Linked DNA regions of Homo sapiens: region 1 is linked to region 2. A link is a loop called in an ENCODE intact Hi-C map of the cell type or tissue named here. Cell type or tissue: dorsolateral prefrontal cortex. All regions are shown on one strand. Each heading gives the region's core, and the rest is flanking DNA. Links, peaks and the distances in the headings are about the cores only. Region 1 overlaps ZBTB20 (zinc finger and BTB domain containing 20). Region 2 overlaps ZBTB20 (zinc finger and BTB domain containing 20).

Region 1 (9,166 bases), core at 565-8,564, 99 kb after region 2:
ATCATTGTTTTTTAACTGCCTCTATAATATACAATATGCAGCCAAATATTTGGAGATATTTTGGTCAAAAGGTATGTTAGCAACAACAATAGAAATAATAAAACAATTCTCAATGATAACTGAAGCTATTGCATAATTTAAATAAAATGGAAAAAGTCAGCATCAACTTTGAATTCATTGGCCTTTGTCAATTTATGTTGCAATGTTATATTTGTTTAAGGCATAACTCTGAATTCATTTAATGACCTAGACTATTTAGTGTTGGACTTTCATTTAAAAAAAAAATAGCAAAATAAAATGCCATCTCGTAGAGTGCTATTTACCATATGAGATCCATCTGGCAATACCATCTAATATTTAACTTTGAAGGCACTGTTATCAAATAGTTGCTCTAAAGTGCTTATAAGAGGCAAATTCTTCTGGTTTTTCTTCTAAGGCATATTATATTACTGATAATTTTAGGATAACAGATCTGAATGTAGATGATTTTAAATGTTGATTACAGCACATTATTTAATATTTTAAATATTGACTAATTCATTTTTAAATTATTTGTAAATTAGCAGACTATTTCTTTTATAAAATTAAATATTTTGTATTCTCCCACCCCACCGCTAGAAGTCTTTAAGGGGAATATTATAATTTTAAAATAAAGGATTTAAAGTAACAGTTTCCTGTTAGTTTTGTGGACTGTTTTCTTTTCCAGTAATATTTTGAGTCCAGTTCACCATAACTTACCAATACCCTTTCACATTGCCCAACCCCTAGAAACACTTAACAGATTTTTCTCTCCATAGGTTGGCTATATTCAAAAGAAACATTGGCCTATCAGGACCTCTCAGTATCCATGTTGTGGACAAGACCAAAGAGAACTTAACACTTTGAAAACAGCTACTTTACCTTATGTGCGACTCATAAACATTTAACTCAGTGTTACTCAGTGATGTGCTGCCAAAAGTAATTTACCAGGTTCCAAATGCTATATATCTGGATAAACTGGTCTCCAAAAGCAAACAAACAAAAAACCTCATTATATATTTTTAAAGAAAAATGTGGCCCCCACTACTAGGTCAGCAGAGAATTCTGAGAATATATAACAAGTCCTATGACTTCAGTCCCAAAAGCTCTGGCACAGGAAAACACTATAAACTTCTTGCAACAAGAGAATACCATCAATACTAGCAGGGACATGCTTATGTCTACATTTAGGTGAACTAGCAAAATCTTTCATCTGATATGTACTAAATTCTTGACCATTACGAGGAAAAAAATTATATCTGAAGTGGCATATTCTAAACCTGATGAATTTCCCACAAATCAAAAAAAAAAAAAAACAAATTTCTCACAAGTTAAAAAAAGGAGCCTATATTTCAAACTATTACTTGTATTGTAGGCTTCTGAACAATTTTATTATACTCTTCAGTGTTTTCCAGGTTTGTTAAAATAAGCACTTTAAAAACAGGAAAAAATAAGTTTGAAAAGATAAATTCTAGCACTCTATTCCTACAAGATAAAGAAGTCAGATTACTCTTTTATATCCAATGGAATACATGAATTAGACTTATAAGATGGTTGGAAACACACCACACCACATTTAATACACATTCCAGAATAAACTTCAAATAAAAATATGAGCTGTTGACCAATAGCAGTATTATAAATTTAAAATGGGGAGCTTTTTTTAAATCACATATTAAAAAAGAAGAATTGGGAACCATGTGGAAGCAAAGAGCAATTTAATATACATACACAAGTTTAGGGATTTTTTTTTTAAAGAGAAATTGAGAGTCAGGCATTAAAGGTATACAAAATTTGTGTCTCAATATATTACCAATTAAATATTGAAATGTAAAATTGAAAGCACAACACCTACACTAAAACCAAAAAATTAAATAAATTCTTCATATAAAATCTAACAAAATATGTATAAGATCTATTATGAAGAAAACTACAAAACTCTGATCAAAGGTATCAAAAAAGAACTAAATAAACTGAGAGATATTCCATGTTCATGGATAGTAAGACTCAATACTATCAAAATATTACTTCTTCCCAATTTAATTTTTAGATTCAACATAATCCCAATCAAAATCCCACAAAGTTATTTTGTGGATATTCACAAACTGATTCTAAAGTTTATATGGAGAGGCAAAAGATCTAGAATAGGAAACACAATATTGAAGAAAGAGTCAGAATGCTGACACTACCCAACCCCAAGGCTTACTATATAGCTACATGAGTCAAGGTACTGTGGTATTTGCAAACATACAACTTAGATCAATGGAACAGAAGAGAGAGGCCAGAAATTGACCCACATAAGTACAGTCAACTGTTCTTTGACAAAGAAGTAAAGGCAATACAATAGAGCAAAAGTCTTTTCAACAAATAGTCCAATAACTGAACATCCACATGAAAAAAAATCTAGACACTGACATTAAATTCACAAAATTTAACTCAAAATAAATCATAGACCTAAATGTACAATGCAAAACTGTAAAACTTTTAGAAGATAAATAGGAGAACATCTAGTTGATCTTGGGTTTGGCAATAAGGTCTTAGATATAACACCACAAGCCAGATTTATGAAAGAAATAATTGACGTTAGAGTTTATTAAAATTAAAACTTCCATATTTGTGAAAGACAAATCACAGACTAGAAGAAAATATTTGCTAAACACATTTCTGATATTCGACCGTCATCCAAAATACACCAAAAACTATTAAAACTCAAGAAGAAAAACAACTTGATTAAAATGTGAGCAAAAGATCTGAACAGACATCTCACCAAAGAAATGCAGATGAAAAACCTGCATAGAAAATGATCAACATAATATGCCATTAGAGAATTGCAAATTAAAACAATGAGATATCACTAAACATCTATTGGAACGGCTAAAACTCAAAATACTGGCAACAACAATTGCCGTCAAGGATGTGGAGAAATACAAACTCTCACTCATTGCTGGTGGGAATGCAAAATGCTATTTGGCACTTTCTTAAAAAATTAAACATACACTTACCATATGATCTAGCAATCATACTCATTGGTATTTCATTGAAAATTATGTTCCACAAAATCCTACACATAAATGTTTATAGCAGCCCAATTTATAATTGCAAAAAAATTGGAGGCAACGACGATGTCTTTAAGTAGGTGAATGCATGAACAAATTTCTACATCCATACAATGGAAGATTATTCAGCACTAAAGAGAAGTGAGCTATTAATCATGAAACTATACAGGGAAACCTTAAGTGCATACTGCTAAATGAAATAAACCAGTCTAAACAGCTATATCCCGTATGATTCCAACTATATGACATTCTGGAAATGGCAAAACTATAGATACCGTAAAAAAGATGCCAGGGTTTGGAAATGGGGAGGGATAAACAGGTAGAGTACAGAGGATTTCTATGGCAGTGAAAGTAATTTGTATGATATTATGATGGTGGGCACATAACATCATGCATTTGTCAAAATCCATTAAATGTACACCCAGTGAACCCTAATGTACTATAGTTATAATAATGCATCAATATTGGTTCATTAGTTGTAACAAATGTACCACCATAGTTAATAATGGGGAAAAGTGGGGAGGAGAAGGGTGAATGGGCATACAGGAACTCTACTTTCTCCCCAGGTTTTTTTTTTGTTTGTTTTTTGTTTGTTTGTTTTTTGTAAACTTAAAACTGCTACAATAATTAAAGGCTATTGTTTTAGTTAAATCCATTTATTTCTAAAATTTAAAACAGGAAACATAAAACAACTAAGTTTAAGAAGCTGAGTGTGGTGATATGAGCCTATAATCCCAGCAACTTGGGAGGCTGAGGTGGGAAAATTGCTTGAGCTCAGAAGTTTAAGGTTAGCCTGGGAAACATAGTGAGCACGCCCCTACTAAAAAACAAAACAAAACAAAACAACAACAAAAACACTAAGTTTAACAAATATTATGTTTGCAAGTGTCAGGTGACAGGCATGTTTCATTTTTTTCAATATTACCTGTCTAGTGAAATCAAAGATAAATATGTAGCTGAATTTTACTTACTGTGAACAATCAGGTGGTTTGAATTTCTCTTTTCAGCAGTAGAAACAAACGTTTTGGAAATCAATATGGATTTTTAAAAACTCCAAAAAACATTAATTTGTATTTATTAATATTATGTCTTCATTATTATATTGTCAGAACAAAAGGATTCAGGTTATTTATAAAATTTTTAAAATGTGTGTTTTTATCTAGGAATATAGTCATTTTAAAATTAATGCTACTGTCAGGATGAAGGCAGGGAGCTCTGATACTTTTCAAACCACCTATTCTAGCACTTGAGATCTCTGCAGAATTTGGGCCTATACTGTCATGAGAACTTGGGATTTCAATAGATCTGCTCGTGGTTTCAATCTCTAGTTGGTCTGCAAAGAAATTAACTCTGTGCTACTGCCCAAAACTATCCCCCAACTTTCAAGGTTTCCTGCCTTGAAAACATGCACATTTTGTCCTCAAAAGAGTACAGAAAGGTACCTATAAAACCTGCACTGCTATGGTCTAAAATGACCAAAAAGATGCCTTGCCTATAATCTCCGTATATGCAAGACTGAACATTACATTACATGGAAGTATTCTGTAACCAAGAGTCTTTGCCTTTAAAACAAAATATTTTTTTTTCCTTAGAGGATAGCTATTTGGGGACTTAGCAAAACTGGACAACTCTCAGAAACAAGTTTTTCTTCAGTAGAACACACACTAGGGTTTGTGCCTCTTTTCTTTGTTCAGTTTTATACATGTATAAAGGAAAGACAAAAAACAAGAGGGTCTTTCATTTTTCCACAGTTCCCTTTCTTGGGTGCCATTCCTCTCATTGTTCATAGATGAATATTCAGCGTATTCTTCTCACACAGAACACTTGGCCAGTTTTTTCTTTTGCTCTATATTAAAGGGCATAATATTTCTTTAACTGAGGAAGACATATTTATAATATAATTTTGGATTAAGATTTTTATTTACAAATCATTTCATAGAAAGTTTCTCTAAATTTTTAGCAAGAGATATTTGGCTATAATTGGTCAGATTTATCTGTCTTCATTTCAAGGATCTCTATGGTACTGAAATTTCTGTTTAAAGAATTTTAAGTAAGTTCATTTATATACAGTTCATGCAACTTATTTACTTATCCCCCTTCAACATGCCAGCCATTTCTTTCCAAATGTTAAACAGAGTTACTAAAAGTTATGTGTGTGTATGAGTGTGTGTATGTGTGTGTGTGGGCCTGTTTATGAAGGAGAAGCAGAGACAGAGGGAAAGTGGGTAGTCATTGTATTCAAGCCAACAACCCCATTTCAAAGGAGAGGGATTCTTACCCTGAAAATTTGTTTTCAATTCTTCACTTTTAAATTAATACATTTAGAAAAGGTTTAATAGAATGTGGCTGAACCTCAATTAAATAAAAATTTCCACCTCTTGATTTTATTTTTTTGTTGTAATTAATTGGTCATTGGGTTTATCTGTATACATTTTATCTGTATTTGTATTTATTGTATGTGTATTTGTATTTATTTGTATAAATTTATCTGTATAAATTTTTAATGACCCCAAATATATCATGAAAACATTTAAATGTTTTCCTTTATCTAGGAAATTATACACATGTTTGAAAACCAAACAGTTTATATCTGACTAGATGTTTAGTTGCTATTACTATTTTGAACTTGGAATGGACATTATTTTAAAATAAGTTATTTGTAAAGAACTGAGATTTACTGCATCCTACCTTATGTCAGGTACTCATGTCTTGTCTCAAATCATGTTCTGAACATCTCTTTGCATTAATATAATTAATCCCAGTTTACAGAAGACAAAATTAAGAACCAAAGAGAGAGAGTAGGTAACAATCAAGGTGATTCAGGACTTAACTGACAAATCTATCAACTTCTCTCTACCTCTACTGCTGCCTTCTTAGTTGAGGTCACTGTGATTTCCATCCTGGACCACTGAACCACTGTATTCACCTTCTAACTGGATTCCTCACTAACTGCCTTGATAATTCCAATCCATTCTGCACCAGAAGCAGGTTTATTATGGGACTGTGTCATACTTCCCTGGCTTCCCATTTCATTTAGGGCAAAATTCTATGAGGTCTGTCTCTCCATTTCTCTTTAACTTCATTTCAATCTACTCTCTTTTTAGCTCACAGCATTCTACCCACGTTAATGTCCTTTTTGTTCCTAGACATTGCCAAATGTTTTTTTTTTCTTTTTTCTTTTTTGTTATTGCTTTCTGATCTACTATAAAATGCTTTTCTTCTATGGAGGCTTCAAACATCCTATTCCTTGCCCTGGATTTCTGCATCACTGGATCCTTCTTATCATTTGAGTCTCAACAGAAACACCACCTCTTAAAATGGTCACCCTCTGATTCTTGCCCAGACCTTTGTTAGTTACTGTCAGAAAAAAATAACTTCTTTATGTACAATGAACTAGTTTGCTTGTTTGTTTGTTTGTTTATCATCTATTCCTCCACTCCCTCTCCATTCCCCCTCCATAGTAGGACAGGAATATTCTATTTTATTTACTACCCTCATATAGTTTCTAGCACTTCGGGTACTGAATAAATATTTGCTGGATGAATGAAGTCTTTGTTTTCTCCACTCTAAAATGTGCTCATATTAATTAAATATAGTCATAAAATTTATCCAGTTGGATATATATATATATATATATAACCATTTGTCCTTAGTAAAGCTTGAAATATGTGAAATCATGGCACTTCTTTTTTTTCCCCTGAATATTATTTCTTGGTCAGAACATTATCTTCCTCCTTGGCAAAAATATATTGTGCCTTTATGTTTTAGCAAAGTATCTCAAAGAATCATATAACCGTAGCAAAATGGAGCTGAAGGGCACCTTAGAGCCCACCTACCCCTATCATGCACCTGGCACCTGAGCCTCTTCTACAGCATCAAGTGGCCACTGAGACATACCAGGCTGGAGGAACTAAGTACCTTTTAAGGCAACACATCTAATTCTTAGTGTTTTAATAGCCTAATATTTGTTTAGCGTTTTGGTACTAATACATTCCAAGTTTCTGCTGTCTACTGACTTTTCACTATTTGTTCCCTTAGATATTCATTTGAAATCTTTTTAGTTTAACCTGATTTAGCTGTTTCTTTTTATTAAAAAAAACTCGAGGTAACTTCTTTTCTGATTTAATGTAGCAATACCAGAAAATCCCTTTTGAGTTTAGTCTTTCAGATTGTTAGTAAACTTAATGATGAGAATAGGAGTATTTGTTATTTTTCTGCAAAATAGTTCTATCTATATTTCTTTCTACTTCTCATTGTGCAAAGTCTGTTCTTTCATTAAGACACTGTAATTACATTATAGTCAGTATGTTTTAAGTAAAATTCTGAGATTCCTTTACTTTTTCTTGAGTCGTCTAAAAAAATATGTTTTGATAAAATCAAGTGAAATATCCTTTATGACTTCAACTTCTTCTGGAAATACTTGTCCTCTATATATTTTATCACTTAATTTGCCAATTATGTCTACTCCTTTTGAATAAGGAGGAAATACCATTTTCTGAAATAAAAAAAAGAGAAAGAGAAAAAACAGAAATTAGAGAATATTTTAAACAATGTGTTTTATGTGTTTTTTAAATGTCATCAAACTCATTCTTCAGGACTTTACTCATAATAAGCTGTTCAATGAATACTTATTTAACAATCGCTCTGTGTTCTATTACTTATCCCTTTTTCTCACTTATATGCTCAACTTTTTATTCTTTATAAGTTCTTTCTTCTTAGCATATAAACATGCATGATTATCTCCCATCAAATATACATAAAAATAAGCATACAATAGAAAAGAAAGAAAATCCTTTTTTGAAGATTTGCTCTGTTACCACTTTCTTCTCTATTATTTCTAGTCAAATCTTTGAAGAGAGTTTTTACTTCTTTACCCCTCATCCTGTTTACAGTCCACTGAAAACTGACTTCTGCCCTTATAACATAATTTAATTATTCCCACCAAGATCGCAAATCACAAGACGGTCAAATCCAATTGAATATATTTTGACTTGACCTTACTTTATATCTCAGATGTTTTGACATTCTTGACAACTCCTTTCTTTCAAAAACACTGTCCTCTCACTGGCTTCATACTTTTTGGCTCTTCTCCTGCCCTTTTCTCTTCCTTTGCAGGCTCTTCTGCTTCTTCTTGACCCTATATATGGGTTCTTCTTCTGCTTTCCAACAGTCTCTTGCTCTCACATCATCCTTTTCCTTGAGTGATTATATTCACATCTTCAACTTCAAACATCACCTTTATTTTGATGACTCTCAAGTCTGTAGCTCCTGCCCTTATCACAGCTCTTCTATATCTCTCCAGTTGTATACATACTGCTGACTATGGAATATCTTTAGCTGAATGCCCCATAGATACTTCAACTTATGACATATCAAACTGCAGTTTTTAAATCTTCACTCCAAAATGATATTTTTCTGTTATTCCCGTCTCTTTTAATGGCACTGTCATCCACCAAGGGGATTTGGAAGAACCTTGAGTTCAAGCCCTTTCCTTTGTTTCCCTACAGTTGCCCTGTAATCTGTATGCTGAGGGTTAAAGGCAGGGCTAGGAGAAAATATGTTTCTATTAGATGAGATGTATCATCAATATTCAACTGGTATTAGAAAAATAACCATAAAAATGCTCCTGATAATAAGCAGCTAAAACATAAAGAACATCTTTTTGTAAGTAATCGTGAACAATGTTTGAGAGATAGAAGGATCATTCAATAATCTAAAAATTCTAAACATAATTTTACATATGAAAAAACAGTCCTAGAGAGGAAAGATAAATGTCTAATATAAAAGTAACTTAATGAAAAAGTGTGGACTAAAATCTAGATCCACTTCTGTAAGTTTTGTATTTCCTTGGTATTAGAAGTAACTTACTCCTCCCTGTCCCTGATCTATGTAATGGCAAACATTTTTTCTTGGTAGGAGATAAATCAGGTCATTACAAGCATAGAAAGCAAGATTTAAACAAAGTATATCTGTAATACAAATTTCTGCTAGTAGAATGTACCTACATTTTAAAAAGTGAGAGTTCTTTCTCAGCTGCTTTCTAAGTAATTTACACTATTTATGCTCCCACCAATCCTGTATATTTCCTATAT
Region 2 (9,166 bases), core at 426-8,425:
TGCTTTCACTAGAGGACGAGGCAAACACTTTAAAATGATTTTTTTTTTTGGTATTCTTCCAAGACTATTGCCTTCCTAATACAAATATGACTGCTGCTCTCTAAAATGAAACTACTCAGATTCATCTGCACTCAGTTTGGATAGAATGTTGTTAAGGAAGAAAGGTGCTTTTGTAGAGCAGTCCACAAAAAAATGCATGAATAAATGAAAGTAAACTTTGAATGTTCGTTAACTTTGAGTTACAACAGCAAATAGAAATGAAATTGATTGCTACAAGAAGGAATGCTAACACCACGTCGGATATAATGCAAAATGCCTCAACTCAACACACTTTGACAAAACTGCCAGCGAAGTAGGTATTGATACAGAAGACTATGTAAGTCCACATTAAACAAAAGTAGCAGTTTACAATTAGACCTGAAAAACATTTGGATTTAGGTGGAAACTGTATTGCAACATACAGCCTGGGAACTACTGGTACTCTTAAAAATATTTCCTAGTTCTAGCCAGGAGTGGTGGCTCACGCCTGTAATCCCAGCACTATGGGAGGCTGAGGTGGGCTGATCACCTGAGGTCAGGAGTTCGAGACTAGCCCGAGATTACGCTATTGCACTCCAGCCTGGGTGACAAGAGAGAGGCTCCATCTCAAAAAAAAAAAAAATTCTTTTTGAAAGCAAACGGACATGTTTAATTTATATAGTTCTTCTGAGCACAGTCGATTACAGCAACACATTATAGTCAGTAAGTCCACTTTATAATACTGCTTAAAAGTATATAGAGGTAATAATTTTGATGATGGCTCAATAAAACAACATCTTCGTATATTCTGATGGGAATGTGGATTACAAAAGACTTTCTAGAAACCCACTGAGTACTATGTATCAAGAACCCAAAGTTCAATATTTTTACTCAGTAATTTTAGTCCCAGGAATCAAATGTAATAGAAAACCAACAGAAATTTATGTAAAAAAGATAATTTTTATGACAGTAAAAAACTATAAGCAACCTAAATATCTAATAGAAAAATAATTAAATAAAGCATAGCACATCTATATAAAGGAATATTTGGCAAAATTTAACAAGGTACTTTAAAGAATATTTTAAATTTTACGGAAAAATGCAAATTTATAGTATTATGATGCTAAAATATTATATAAACATGTAGACTACCAATTACATGGACAGTATGAAATTATGTGAATAAGAAAAAACAAAGAACAAAACAAAGAATTAAGAGTGATTATATCTGGATAATAAGACTTTGGATGATTTTAATTTTTTCTTTTTACTTTCATATATAGTTAATTATCTACAATAAGCATGACTTTTATAATAGGAAAAAATAATAGTAGGTAGGGTAGGGGTAAAAGGAAAAAGTTATAAAATGCTATATTGAATTCATAAATGTAACCTTCCTAAGAGAAATAAATTAATTCAGTCACAAATAAAACCCAGTAACTGTGCCTACAGTGAGAAACACCCTCACTGCTTCCTCAAAGGGGCATAGCCAGGGTCTTTTTTATCCCAGTGCTTTGGAATCTACACAAGTAATTCAATAACACATTTTTAAATCATCTTAGTAAAACTTCTTTACTTATTATGCAGAGTGAAATGATGGCAAGAATAATTTAGGACTTCAAATCTCTTCAACCTAGCACAGCCTAACTTATTCACTAATTCAATCACATTCAGTGAGCATCTACTGCCTGCATGGTGCTGTGTTTGGCACTGCAACGTGCTAACAGATAAATTAGGACACACCTTACCCTCATTGAGCTAACAATTTAAAAACACTAAAAAATGTTTAGACACAGCTCACATGAAGAAGTAAACACAATACAGTTCAAAGCATTTGTGACAGATTTGGTACATTTTAAAGCAAGAAAACATACACTAGGTTTATTTTTTATATTTCTGAGCAAACACCTATCTTTAGGTAACAATAAAAAGTCATGTGTATTAGTATCACTTATTAATGCACTAGCAAATTAAGTATTTAAGTTTTTTCCTTATGTGATCTATTTTTTGTTAATGGACAGTTACATAATAGGAGATTAAGTATGAAGGAATAGTGACCCAATCTGGAATGCAGATGTGTAAGATTGTCTCAGTTTATCTGAGGCCACATAAAACACATGCACAATTATTAACAGGCTGCAGTTATTTATTGGAAACCAAAGCAAATAAGTTAGTTACTGGTTAATCCTGCTAAAAGACACTGTTATGACAACACCACCAGGGAAAGAAAAGAAGATAGAGCAAACCACTTTTGTTATGCAGATAAAATGATTCAGCATAGAGATTCTCTCAATAGCAGTTCAGTTTCCTGCTGGCCTGTAAACATAATCAGCAATGCCCTTCTGAGGCCAGTGCTGCAGGATTATTCCAATGTGAGGTCAATGGGGTCAATCTGTGTGAAGTGGTGACAAACACTAAGAGAAGGTAAGAAGCTATTTGTGTGATCAGTGATCCATAGACTGGGGCTCAGAGTTCTGGGAAGCAGTAGAGTTATGAGGTAGGGTGGTAGTTAAGCACTTAGCTTTTGCCATCAAACAAACCTGGAATCAAATTCCAGCTCCCCATCTTTAGTTCTGTGATCCTAAGCAATTTAAATTTTCTGTCTGTAAAATGGTGATCATGTTACTCACCCTACGAGGTTGTCTATGCAGGTTATATGTTATAGCCATATAAAGGAACTAGCACAGTGCCAGCCATGAGGTAAGCATTTGATAAAAGGGAACTGTTAGTACTATCATAGTTGTATGAAAAGGGAAAGCATGTCTGTCCCTTTAAGCTAAGGAACTAAGCTAGGCAAGGAGTAAGGAGATAAAGAAGGCTTGTTGAAGACATCACCCTACAGTCCAGCAGCTCATCCAAAAGCCAGTCATGTGCTTGATGTTCACAGAACATTTCTGAATCAGGCAACACTGCAACAATAGTAATAGCCACAATAACAATTCTAACCAGCACTTTTAAGCTCCATTCCTATGACTGAAAAGAAAGGCAGTAAAGTCTAAATAATACGTGCAGCAACACTGCCGAACTTCTCTGGGTGAAAAATGAAGGATCACTTTCCACATTTAACTGAAACAATCAGGAAAAGGAAAATAAGGACAAAATGAATATAATTACTCAACTGGAATTGGACCAAGGTGCCGTGTAATGGTCTTAGCAATCACATGTAGGCACTTATCACCTTTTTATGTATTCTAAGGAGATCCTGCAGATGACCAGAGCCTTATATATGAGGTTTGCAACTCTAAGTAAAAAAAAACGTTAGAGTCAGTTTTTTTCTTATGGCTGGGAAGACAGAAATGGATGCATACTGATGTTGTTCTAGTCCTTATTTGTGTTTTGATTTAAAGGACAGCACAGATCCTGAGTTGTTAAGTGGCGTGTCTTCAGATTCCCACACAGTTCATGTAATTGCTAGAGTTGTTTCACTCGCATTGGGTGAAGTTACTATTAGCACCATTCCAGATGCAGATATACTATAGAGTGTTTGTTTGTTTGTTTGTTTGTTTGAAGTTCTTTTTACTTCTAGGTTGGCATAGCTGTGTTCTCCAGTGGGATAGGTCCAATTCTATGTTACAGAATACAGAAATAGTTCATCTTCCCTTCATACTAGTTGGGCCTGGCTAGAGATGCCCCTTAAGCCATTAATAAATCTACTTGCTAATTCACTTAGAGTACTAACAAGGATCTCACCTGGGCCTGTGGGTACAACCACTCCATAGAAGAGCTCTAAACCTAAATTTAAACAAAAAGAATTTCACCCATGACTGAGGAAGCATCCACAGGACTATTTTACATGCTTTACATTTAAATTTGATATTTTGAGAGAAGACTATGTAATTCAAAATAATTTTATTTTATTTAATATGTATTTAGTCCTTCTGGACCCACTACAGAGCTGGATGTTGTATCATTATTATATGGTTATTATAAAATGTACACTTTACTCATCAATAAAGCCAATTTTACTTTTGAAAATTGAGGTACCTGGCTTCTGTGGTTTCTCTCAACAGAAAGTCCTATGAAGAGTAAGAACTATAAATTGTCAAGTAGACTTGAAAAACTTATGCTTATTTTGTAAATTACTGAGCTAGGTCTGGCCCTTCATTTTGAAAAGCTATCTGCCTATAAGAAAGAGGAAGTATGAGGAGCACAGTTATCTATTAATCAACACTGTGAACTGGAAACAGATAAAGTGCAATAAAGAAGGAAAAGGAAATCATATGGTAAACACCGTTAACCCAACGGCACAGTTGATCTGTCTAGACCTTAGGTCAGATAAGCTGTAATAAAGCTATAAAATCCACGAAAAACTAAAGCTTATTTACAAAAACTGCAAAATTTGAATTTTCTATAATTAATGCCACTTAAAATGAAAGAATTTAATATCAAATTTCATGTATAAACATGATAAATTTGAACTCTCAAGTAGAAACCTCATCTACAATACACTAAGTGTTAATAATTCTAATTGTCCTATAATCCACACTTCACAGCATATTCTAGAGAAAATAGCTGTTGGGTTTTTATGACTTAACTTAAACTTCACAACTTTTAAAATAAAAGTTTAAGAGCTAATTTAAAAATGTATTTAAGAACCTAAAATTTAGAAAATATTAAAAATTATATTTTCAAAATATCCTCAACTTGAAGTTATGGCTATTGAAATCAATGATTTATTCTCAGAAAATGTGAAAATTTTACTGGCCTGCTTGTATACATCCCTGGGGTCTTAGTTTAGATATTATCTCCTCCAGAATCTGATATCCTGTGTCTAATCCTGTCATAATAATCATTTTATTGCACTGGAATTGTCTTTTACATAAGACTGTAAACTTGGGGACCAGCATTTGTATCTTATTCACCATTACATCTGTAGTTTTTACTTAGCACAGTACATAATGTGTGGTAGGTAGGTCTTAAATATTGGCTAAAGGAATGTTGCATGAATTGTGTTAGCTTGTATTCTTGATGATTAAGAAAATTCACACTGCATAAAAAATTAAGGAATCACATTCGTAAACAAGTTATTCCCAATCTTTAAAGGACTAATCTTCCAATCTATTTTCTTGTGCTTTTTCTACCTATTTTTCCTCTTAATCAGTACAAACTTAAAATATGAGAATTTGAGTCTCAAATGTTAACACCAGGTTAGAAAGCCTCGTTAGTTTGGCCCCACATTGGACAAGAATGAGTTGTCCAAATCCTACCTGTTAACAGATACTCGGTATGGAAGAAACTGTTACACAGAGTTCACTGAAAGAGTTCTGCAGTTCCTAACCAATTATGTGGTTCTTATACTTTCTCTAAAAAACTTCTTCTAGCTATAGTTCCTGAGACAGATACCTCCACTATTTTATTCTTTTGTGGCATATATGACAGTTTAAATTATTGGGGTGATTATTGGCTTATGTGTTTATTATCTCTTTCTTTCCCACTAGATTGTATACTCCATAGAGGCCACACTACTTTATTCACTACTCTATACCCAGGGTCTAGTTTAGTGCCTGACACACAGTCAACACTTAATAAGTATTTGTCAGATGTATAAGACAAACATGAGTTCAAAAATATGAGCAGTAAATTTAGAGCAGTAGCTTTCAATCAAGAGACTATAAAAGTAGGCAGTTAACAGCTACCCCTAAAAAGTGTTTTCATTTGAACTCTGTGGAAGCCTTGATGATGTAGAAAATCTTTTATTGTAAATTCTGTTCAATCAAAGGCAAGGCAGAAAAACTTCAAAAGCAATTCTAGGTAGGATGAAGGTATAGTACCTAGAAAAAGCAATGGAATCACAACAACAGCAACCACTTTCAATTAGAAGTTTTGAGTTTGAATTAAAGCTTACTAGGTATGTGTCCTAGGTAAACTTACATAACCATCTCTAATATTCAGATTAATCATATTTAAAATGAGGGGGATTTTATATAATATAAAATTTTTATATTATATAAAATTTTATGTTTTTATGATGACTTAATGAGATTATATGTATACAAGTAGCTATTAGCATTATCTATGGCATTTAGGAGAAGGGGCTCACTATTGATTAGTTCCTTTACCTTGGCCAGCCAGCGTCTGCAACAAGATTGAGCTAAAACTTCATCAAGTAACCAGGATAATACATTTTAGGTAGGAAAACATAGATGAAATAAGGGCTTAAATGCAGAGAAAAGTAAGTTGGTGTTAGGGTTAATACATAAAAAAAAATGTGTAAGACAGAGTAGCGAGAATTTCACAGCAGTTAGAAATGGAAAAAGATTTCAACATGATACAAAAACTGCCAAGAAATCTATTAGCTTTTCCCTTAGGTGACGCAGTCTTCCCCTCATATAAATAAAATAATTGCTACTATTATAGTTGGAGAAAAATCAACTGAAATGTACATTAAACACGTATTAGAGATTTAACATTCTTCACATCATTTCACATGCTGAAAACTCAACCTTTGTAAATATAGCCATGAACCTTATTATTTACTATAATAAAGTAACAGCATATCCTTTTCTATGTACTACTTGCAGAAGTATAAAAGGCAAATGTGTTCTTGCTCTTTAGGTGCAATTACAAGGCAGCAGAATGTAGTTAGGCTAATTTTTTGCATTTTGTGCTCATCAGACAGTGGCTACCAACCCTGCAAGAAAAAACTGGTACCAAAAATACTTCATCGGAAATTCTATTTTCATACTTAGTTGCTTTCAGTATTCTTACTAATTTGGTCAAACTTATGTCAGCTCCCTCATTAAAATTGTTTTCTGTCTAAATCGTTATCTTTTCTGTGTACGTATATGTGTGTATGTGTATTATTTGGTCAATATTCAGACAGAACAAGTCTGAGATGCACCGCATAACAAAAGTAATCACCCCATCCCCATACTTCTCAGGGAATATCTACCTGGTACCAATAAGCTCATCAAGAGTTCATCTGAATTCATAGCCTTTGTCAATCAGAGGTGATAAACTGTGATTTTAGTAGTCTATGTTCCCTGCAAGACCATCGTCTTCATGAGGGCTAGAATCTGGTTTATTTTCTTTCTTTTTTGTCATCACCACCTAGTTCAGGACAAAGCACACAATATACAACCATTGGATATTTCATTCATTTATTCTAAAATGTTTATTGAGTACTTACTATGTGACAGGCATTGTTCCAAGTGGTGGTGATTTAGGAGTGAACAAAATAGATGGAAATTTCTGATCTCATGGAGATTATATATATTTGTTGTGGATGTCTGATAATAAATATATAGAATGACAGACAATTATCTGCGCTAAGGAATTAAAATAAAGCAGGGAAAGGGAAAAGTAAATGATGGGATTGGGAGTTGGGGTTGAAATTTTAGATAGGGGGACCAGCAAAGAAATTATGGAAAGATCACATTCAAGTGAAGACCCAAAAGAAATGAAGGAGGGAGTTAGCCAGAAATGCCTTGGAGAAAAGGCAAAGGAATAGGAAAGAGTTTCCTTTAAAATGCCAGGCTATATTCAGATAGAAATGTTTCTATTAAAATATAAAGGTATACGAAAGGCATTCAAGCCAAAGAAATAGGAAAGACTTTTCTTTAAAATGTCAGGCTATATTCACACAGAAATGTTTCTATTAAAATATAAAGGTCCTATAGAAACATTTCTGTACGAATATATAAACATCAAATACATAAAAGTTTTAAAATGTTTCATAAGAAAGGAACTTAGAAATCAAGAAGATAGAGCTAGGGTATTTGGCATTACTATGATTCTACCACAACCCTCCCAGGGGAATTATCCAGCTCAGTAATAACCTGAGAAATTTAGGGGTACAAATAAAGTTTGCAATAACTGTAATCACTGAGAATGGCAACCTCCTAATAGATCTGGAATACCTAGAAGAAACAAATCCACTTTTGCAGGATACCTTCAACAACTCAGGTCATGTGGGAGTCTCACAGAAAAAGCAAACACCAATGAAAAAGAGCTCATATATCAAAAATATCAAATCCGAAGAAAGGTTCATCCATAAATGAGTCAGCAGATGAAAAACTTTAAATGAAATGTACGCATTAAGTTCAAAATAGGGCACAATCTTAGGGAACTAATCTGAGGGCCAAAATAAAAAAAGAAAGAAACTATGAAAAAGGCAGATTTGATAAATATACAGAGATTTATAGAAATAAAATTGTCATTAAAATTAATATCTGAAGTGAGAATTTATCATATTAAATGGAGCTAAAGGGAGGATTACTGAACTGAAAAATAATTCCAAGGAATTTACCTACCATAAAACAGAGATAGAAGATATTTTTTAAAAAGATTAGGAGATATAAATGACAAAATAAAAAACTCTAACATATCTAATAAGTATTTAAGAATGAAAAAAAATAAAGACAAAAATGCAATATCTGAAATGATGATGAATCTTTTCCAAAACTGATAAAACCTCAGAAAACTGTAAAACAGCATCAGGTAGGTCCTTCAGGGAATATTTCAGAAAAAGGAATTTTTATCACAGGAGATGACAGCTCCATGCATGTTATTACGCCAGAAGACCTTCCAGTGGGACAAGATGTAGAGGTGGAGGACAGTGATATGGATGATCCCGACCCTGTGTAGACCTGGCTAATGTGTGCATTTTTGTTAGTTTTTAGCAAAGTTTAAAAAGTTAAAAAAAATTAAATGGAAAAAATACAGAATAAAGATGTAAAGAAAAAATATTTTGTACAGCTATACAATTTATGTGAGCTTTAAACTAAGTGTTATTACAAAAAATTCAAAAAGTTAAAAAATATGTTTATAAAGTAAAACACTTAACAGTAAGCTAGGGTTAATTTATTATTGAAGAAATATGAAACTTTTATAAATTTAGTGTAGCCTAAGTGTACAGTGTTTATAAAGTCTACAGTAGCATACAGTAATGTCCTAGGCCTTCACATTCATTAACCACTCACTCACTAACTTTCTCAGAGCAACTTCCAGTCTTGCAAGCTCCATTCACGGTATTAATTATAACTTATAAGCAAAAGACTATACCATACAGCATACGTGTACAATAGGCCATACCATCTACGTTTATCTAAGTACACTCTATGATGCTCACACAATGATGAAATCACCTAACAATGCATTTCTCAGAATGTATCCCTGTCATTACGAGATGCATGACTATATATCAAAA

Evidence for each region. A loop is a pair of places that touch in the nucleus more often than their neighbours do. Peaks named below come from ENCODE experiments on the same cell type or tissue, not always from the same donor. Only the 100,000 strongest peaks of a DNase experiment are listed, where the experiment ranks them.
Region 1: a loop joins it to region 2, with 2.4 times the contacts of the local background. A loop is called at or near these places in 2 of 110 quality-filtered maps.

Annotation. Positions count from the first base shown.
Region 1 is chr3:114,999,770-115,008,935 of GRCh38, forward strand. The region is part of intron 2 of ZBTB20 (zinc finger and BTB domain containing 20); the gene reads right to left. Among named protein-coding and RNA genes, the nearest start is that of ZBTB20-AS4, 96 kb to the right of the region's middle. In dorsolateral prefrontal cortex, for the core only: no CTCF peak of the experiment used is centred there; no DNase peak of the experiment used is centred there; H3K4me3 peaks cover 856 bases; H3K27ac peaks cover 4,242 bases.
Region 2 is chr3:114,900,619-114,909,784 of GRCh38, forward strand. All of the region lies in intron 3 of ZBTB20 (zinc finger and BTB domain containing 20), which reads right to left. Among named protein-coding and RNA genes, the nearest start is that of ZBTB20-AS3, 32 kb to the left of the region's middle. In dorsolateral prefrontal cortex, for the core only: no CTCF peak of the experiment used is centred there; no DNase peak of the experiment used is centred there; H3K4me3 peaks cover 917 bases; H3K27ac peaks cover 3,668 bases.